Regions from separate parts of the Homo sapiens genome. Here region 1 is linked to region 2. A link is an interaction called in ENCODE POLR2A ChIA-PET data of the cell type or tissue named here. Cell type or tissue: Panc1. All regions are shown on one strand. Links, peaks and the distances in the headings refer to the core of each region. The heading gives the core; the rest is flanking DNA. Region 1 has its middle 330 kb from the start of FIGN. Region 2 overlaps FIGN (fidgetin, microtubule severing factor).

Region 1 (2,923 bases), core at 158-2,657, 370 kb before region 2:
AATGTATCTTGTCAACGACTCACAGATACTTAAAGACCTTGAATTATGCATTAATGTGATATACCCTCATGGTTCTGCCATCACAGTGCATTTACTGCTGAGCCATAGATGGTGTGATATGTGATATCCATCCAACCATTTACAGACTTTCTGTATCGTCATTTCAATTTCTCTACCTATCCAGTTTAAAGACTTTTAAACTCCATTTTAAAAGTAAACACAATTATAAATTTAAAATGTTATAGTGCTATCCAATGTCTAAAGAAGGCAAAGATTGTTGACTCAAGGTCACTAACATCCATTTACCAGAGATCAAGTGTAGAATGTTGCATATTGAAGTATCATTTAATAGAAAGTAAGGACTGGCAGCATTAATGCCATTATCAGTGACCTTTCTTCTCAGGGATTATAATATTTCAATATACCTGTTCACTAGGGTCAACCTTATACATAGGTAAAGTAAACATTTACCTTTGGCACATATTTCAAGGAACATGGGGCAAAGACAGCTTTGCAGAAATCGCTTTCTCACCAACCTATCACAGAGTTTGAAATTCCCATCATTTGGAACTAATTATTTCGATCTGAGGCATTTTATCTAGAAAAGTCCATAATATGAAATAAATACAGCAAGGTAAAATAAAACATTAAGCCTTTTACCATTCATTAAGACCTTAATTATAATTTGTTCATAGGCATTGCTAACCAGTGACCTACCAATATCTTGAAAAAAATGGGCTAGTCCACTGCAATGTTATGATGAATGAAGAGAGGAAATGTCTATACTGTGAGAAGCTGTGCAGTGGGATTTCGAAACAAAGAATGAAATTAGGGAATCCGAGGGGGTACCAAAAAGTGAACGCTTTGGAGGTTGAAGAGAGAGAACACTGAACATTGAGAAAAGGGCATTGAAGAACAACTTTGTGCATGTGTGTGTGTGCTAGGGACGTGTACATGAAAAATACCTATTTTAGAATTTTGCCTGAGGCCAAGCCTGTGAACAACTAAATTTTGTCCTTCCTTACACACATATTATTTTTTCTTCACTCTACTTAAAAACTAAAGAAAATATTTTCTTAACACTTCAAGACATATTACATGCATTCATTCTCTTAGCCTTCTACCCAAAAAAGTACTTTTTTTCTTTATTGACTTTTTATTTCTCTTTTTTATTAGTTTATACTTTGTGGAAACTGAAGGAAGTATTTATAGAAGTTTTAAATGTTGACACTACAGAATCTCTTTGCTTGGTGGAATTTTGTTGGCACAAATTATGCTTCAAGCGACCACCAAGCATTTTTATATTTGACTAGGAACTAATTCAAAGTATGCTTCATAAACAAGGTAGTCATCTATTTGTTTGCTTACAGTCACACTTGGAGCTTGGCTTGAACTAGCCATTTTTATGTAAGAGAGTAGACATCTTAATAATTCTGATAAGCAAGACCTCTTTCTATATGCCTTTGAGACTTAAGCCTAAAGGATTTAAGACCAGCTTCCCCCTAAGAAAAACACCACCACCTCAGTAGCTGATGTTGGCTGAATGCTTACCAAATTCCAGCCACTGGGAGGCAGTATTGTGTAGTAGTTAAAATTGAGTTTTGCCATCAGCTAGACGAGGGTTCAAGTCTGACTCTAACATGACTGCTAGTTAACCTCTCTAAGCTTCATTTTCCTTATCTTGCAAAGTGGTATAAGACCTGTTACTCTTTCATACTGTCCTGAAGATTAAATGAGATAATATATCAAGTGCTTAGCATATGCCTGGTGCTCATAAAACCCAATAAATCTAATTTCTTGGTGAAAGTATGTGATATATGGATCTAGTCCAACCTACTGATCCTTTTTTCTCCTCCTCATACACTCAGCTAACTTTCAAACTCCTCTTAGAAACGAGTGCCATGGACCTAGAAGCAGAAAAAGTTAATTTTCACAAGCAGAATCTTTGGAATTAAGCCGAGGTACAAATCAGCAATGCTTTTCCCGAGCCTCTAGTTTCTCCTTTCATCTAATTACATACAGTCTCAGCAGCAGGGAAAAAGATGTCTTTTCACCTAATACCAGAGACAGAGACTGAAACCGGATGAGTAAAAATTTTAAGGAAAGCAAATCAAAGCCTAGTCACTTGGGGTTCCTGTATCTGCCAACCACACACCAGTGCAAAATCAGAAACCTCTAGATCCCTTAGTCTTTTCTCCTGTGTCCCCAAACCAACAACCATTACCTAGGGACCCACTGACATTCTTATCCTAGGACTTTTCAATAGCTCCAGGATTTCTTTTTCATAATTTCCTCTGTTACCTCATACTGCAATGTTGTCTTCAATAACAATTGCATTTGCCACAGAATACTATGTGCCTTGTTCCTACTGGTAAGCAGATGATGCTGTTAGGTAGAATGAAGTTCCAGAGTCCAATGTATTACTTTTAAAACATTTTATACTGCCAGAGTAGTCCCTGGTCTTTATATCCATATCCTTAAATTTATCTTCTACTAAACTTAATTATTCAAAGTAACAGATATATTTCACTAAAGAGTCTTTGGTAAATATTAAGTCTACAGAGCTACAAAGAAAATTCTATTCTTGATACTGTATTAACATGCAGAGACCTCATAGTAGTTTATAGTTCTTAAGACAGAGAATAGTTTCAATGAAAGCCTTGTTCGAGTCATGCAGAACTTCTGCTGTGGAATCAACAATTGACCCTGTATCCAGCTTATTCACTGATCTCAATTTCACCACTTACATCTAAGCTTTAAGTATTTTGAGGATTCTGGTCACAAATTGTTTTCCAATTCTTACCAATCATTGACTTCAAAAGTGAAGTAACCTACCGATTCTTGGGGATCTAGACCAGTTTCACTCTATATTTTTACTTCCTAAGAAGAGGGATTAGTGGCCGTTCAAAATGTATGTTTATGT
Region 2 (2,923 bases), core at 182-2,681:
TTCTTTACAATAGGACCTCTTAGAGCCCCTAGAATGCTAATAGGTATTATGAATATTGAAGAGGAGGTTATAGTACACATTTCCCAAACTGATTTAACTGTATAATCCAGTGTTCCATAGAGCATACCATGAGAAACATTGATTTAAGCATTTATTCTCCCTTGTCATTTGTAAAAAATTCTATCCCAAGTTGGTGGGGGCAAAACAAACATTTTGAATGGCTGTTGTCTCTGGTGAGCATGCATCTTTGCTTGGAATATGACGTAGTTCCTTCCACTATCAGAATAAAAAGCTCCACCAAACCTAGACCTACAGAATATTGATAGAAATAAAACATGCAGCCCCGTCTAGGCATGAGATGGTGGCAGAGAGCTGCTGGATGCTCCAGCTCTTCCCTTGAACAAGCTGAAAAGAGAGAAAGACTTGTTTACAGCTCTCAAAAGAAAGGCTGAGAAGTACAGGTCCTGTGTTACCTGTATTATTTCTAAAGTTCCGGAACAGCTAAGGAAAGGAAATACAGAGTAATGTGGCTCAGTTTGTTTGATGTGGTATTTAATCCTTCTGGTTTATAATACCATCTAACACATATGTTTCGTATCACCTCAGATATATTCCAATATGATATTTAATATATTTAGAAAAGAAGAAAAATCCCACTGGCAAGAATGAGTTTCTCCCAGTTATGAAGTAATATGTTTTGTTTTTACTAGTATTCCCTAGCACATATGTGTTCTTTTTCAGTTCTCTTTTCTAACCCAAATGATTATTGTGTGTGTTTGTGCGTAAGTGTGTGTGTGTATGTTATCTGTAGGTTTCTTTATTGATGTAACTACTCTAATTTTGGTTCCTTTAAATTGTGATCATCATGAGGGAAAAGGAGTCCTTCCCTGATAATTCACATTTTGTAATGCTTTGTAAAGTGAACATATAATTTCAACAGATATGCTTTTTTGCTGATTCACTCATGAGTCTTTATATTGTGCAAAGCCCTATGCTAGGCACTGGAGAAAGTGAGAGAATGGGACCCAGTCTCTGTCCTTTTTCTTGTCTTAATCCTTCTCACTCTTGCAGTTCCTCCTCAGGATCCAACCCCTTGCTCCTCACTCCTCTGGTCGTTTTAGCTATCCCTTACTCCACTGAATACACACACACAGATACACACACACACCACAGGTACACACACACCTACATCCCACTCTTGACTAGATAAAGGGCCTATGCCAGTTGTGGAATCTGCTTAGAGGTTGAGGCAAAAGTCAAGGGGATTTGCTTTCACTTGGAAATTAGAGGTGTGGTTTCAGGTGGTTGGTGACCAGTTCACATAGCTCTGGTTCACTCTGCCCTGCTGCCTGGAGTTGCCTTCAGTTTCCTTAGGTGAAAATGGGTCATGGGAAGATGCTGAAGTTGCGGTTAAAGGAAGTACCAAGGCGCTTGCCTGACTCTCTTTAGACCTGCAGTTCTTTTAGGGACCACCTATTGCATCAAGGTTGAGCAGAATGTTGCACACATATGTGACTTCTTTTACTTTTTCTTCGCAGATTCTTAAATTGTGTTTGCCTTCTTGTCTCCCTCACTCTCTCTGGTACAGAGGTCGTAGGTTTCATTTGATTACATTTTCGTTCTCTGTTAAACTAGGCTGAGTCACCTTGCTCCACACAGCTATTTAGAATTTGCTCGTTTGTTTTTTTCTTTTTAACATCTCCACTGTTAAAAGTTAATGCTTTCTCCTTTTATTTTCACTGACTGAATGTCAGAGGACTTAACATTAATAGAAGTCTGTCTCCTCTATTACCTTTCAGGAATAGACATTCAAACCCTTTCGGGAATCATAATCTTCAGTAGAAAGAAATCTATAATAGATTGACAACTTTTTAAACATCTTTTCCTAATACTCTCATAGCTTTCAATTTGGACTGTTTCATTTAATTGAAGAAACATTATTAGCATCTTTGCCATGCATAAAAATAGATTATGTTTGAAGCATATGAAATGTTTCTAGCTCCTTAGAAGAAAATACATTAATATCATATTGTTATATATTGTTGAGCTTGTTTTTAACACCTTACTTAGGAGCCTAGCTATAAAATAATTTTAACTATGAAAGGGACCAACACCTCCTACTGGTACTTCCAGTTAATCTCCTGGATGCTTCTAGAAAGACTGGCCCTATGCCTGCTTCTTACTGAATCATGTTCCTATGTATAATATTTTATCCAAATAAATGACAATACAAAATCCTTTTACTTAAACAAGTTTAGGACTATAAAATATTTCAATTCATATTTTAATTTTAATAATTTTGTTCATAGCTTTCAGTAATAAAGCAAAATGGAACATTTTATTTTTGTGAAGCTTATCATTGTTTGCTAAGACAGTAATGTTAGAAAAATAATCTTTTCCCTAGGCATAACAAAACAAATGTTTAAGATAGATTTGATTGAGCATTTAAAATTTTTAAAGATGAACTTGCTTCTGGGTCTTCACTTCTTGGAGAGAATCCTTGGGAAGAAACTTAAAAAGATTTGGATTTGTCTTTTCTTTGGACAGAACATTTTGTTCTTTATTCTAATTGCAAATTCCTCTGGCCCTGGTTATAGCACATATTTTCCTCTTTATTCCACAACTTCCACTCTGCTTTCTGTTTGTTTTTAATGCTCAGAAGGGTTAATTTTTGCCTCAATTCCTGAAAAGAGAAAGTTGATTGCCACTAATCCATTTTAGTGTAGGTAACATGAAATATTTGTTAACCAAATTAAATCTGGCTGAATTGAAGTGCATAACCACTCATGGAAGGATGCCACTCTCTGACTTACTGGTGTTAGTTTCTCTTGGATTAATTAACATGTTGTAAGATAGTCTAGGCATACTAAAGTCACTGTTTAAAATAGGTCACATCAAGTAGCAGAGTATGAAAATGTCCATC

Evidence for each region. ChIA-PET counts read pairs that join two places held together with the same protein. Peaks named below come from ENCODE experiments on the same cell type or tissue, not always from the same donor. Only the 100,000 strongest peaks of a DNase experiment are listed, where the experiment ranks them.
Region 1: POLR2A ChIA-PET joins it to region 2 with 6 read pairs; 1 of 35 experiments calls an interaction of 5 or more read pairs at or near these places.

Annotation. Positions count from the first base shown.
Region 1 is chr2:164,059,975-164,062,897 of GRCh38, reverse strand. No RefSeq gene overlaps it. Among named protein-coding and RNA genes, the nearest start is that of FIGN, 330 kb to the right of the region's middle. RefSeq lists a silencer at 1,445-1,739. In Panc1, for the core only: CTCF peaks have their summits at 1,363 and 1,565 (motif pointing right); a DNase peak (open chromatin) is centred at 1,577; H3K27ac peaks cover 1,095 bases.
Region 2 is chr2:163,691,494-163,694,416 of GRCh38, reverse strand. The region is part of intron 2 of FIGN (fidgetin, microtubule severing factor); the gene reads left to right. LOC107985957 (a long non-coding RNA gene) reads left to right here. Exons shown (of 2, transcript XR_001739759.2): 2 at 1-2,923. Among named protein-coding and RNA genes, the nearest start is that of FIGN, 43 kb to the left of the region's middle. In Panc1, for the core only: a CTCF peak has its summit at 2,108; no DNase peak of the experiment used is centred there; H3K27ac peaks cover 1,529 bases.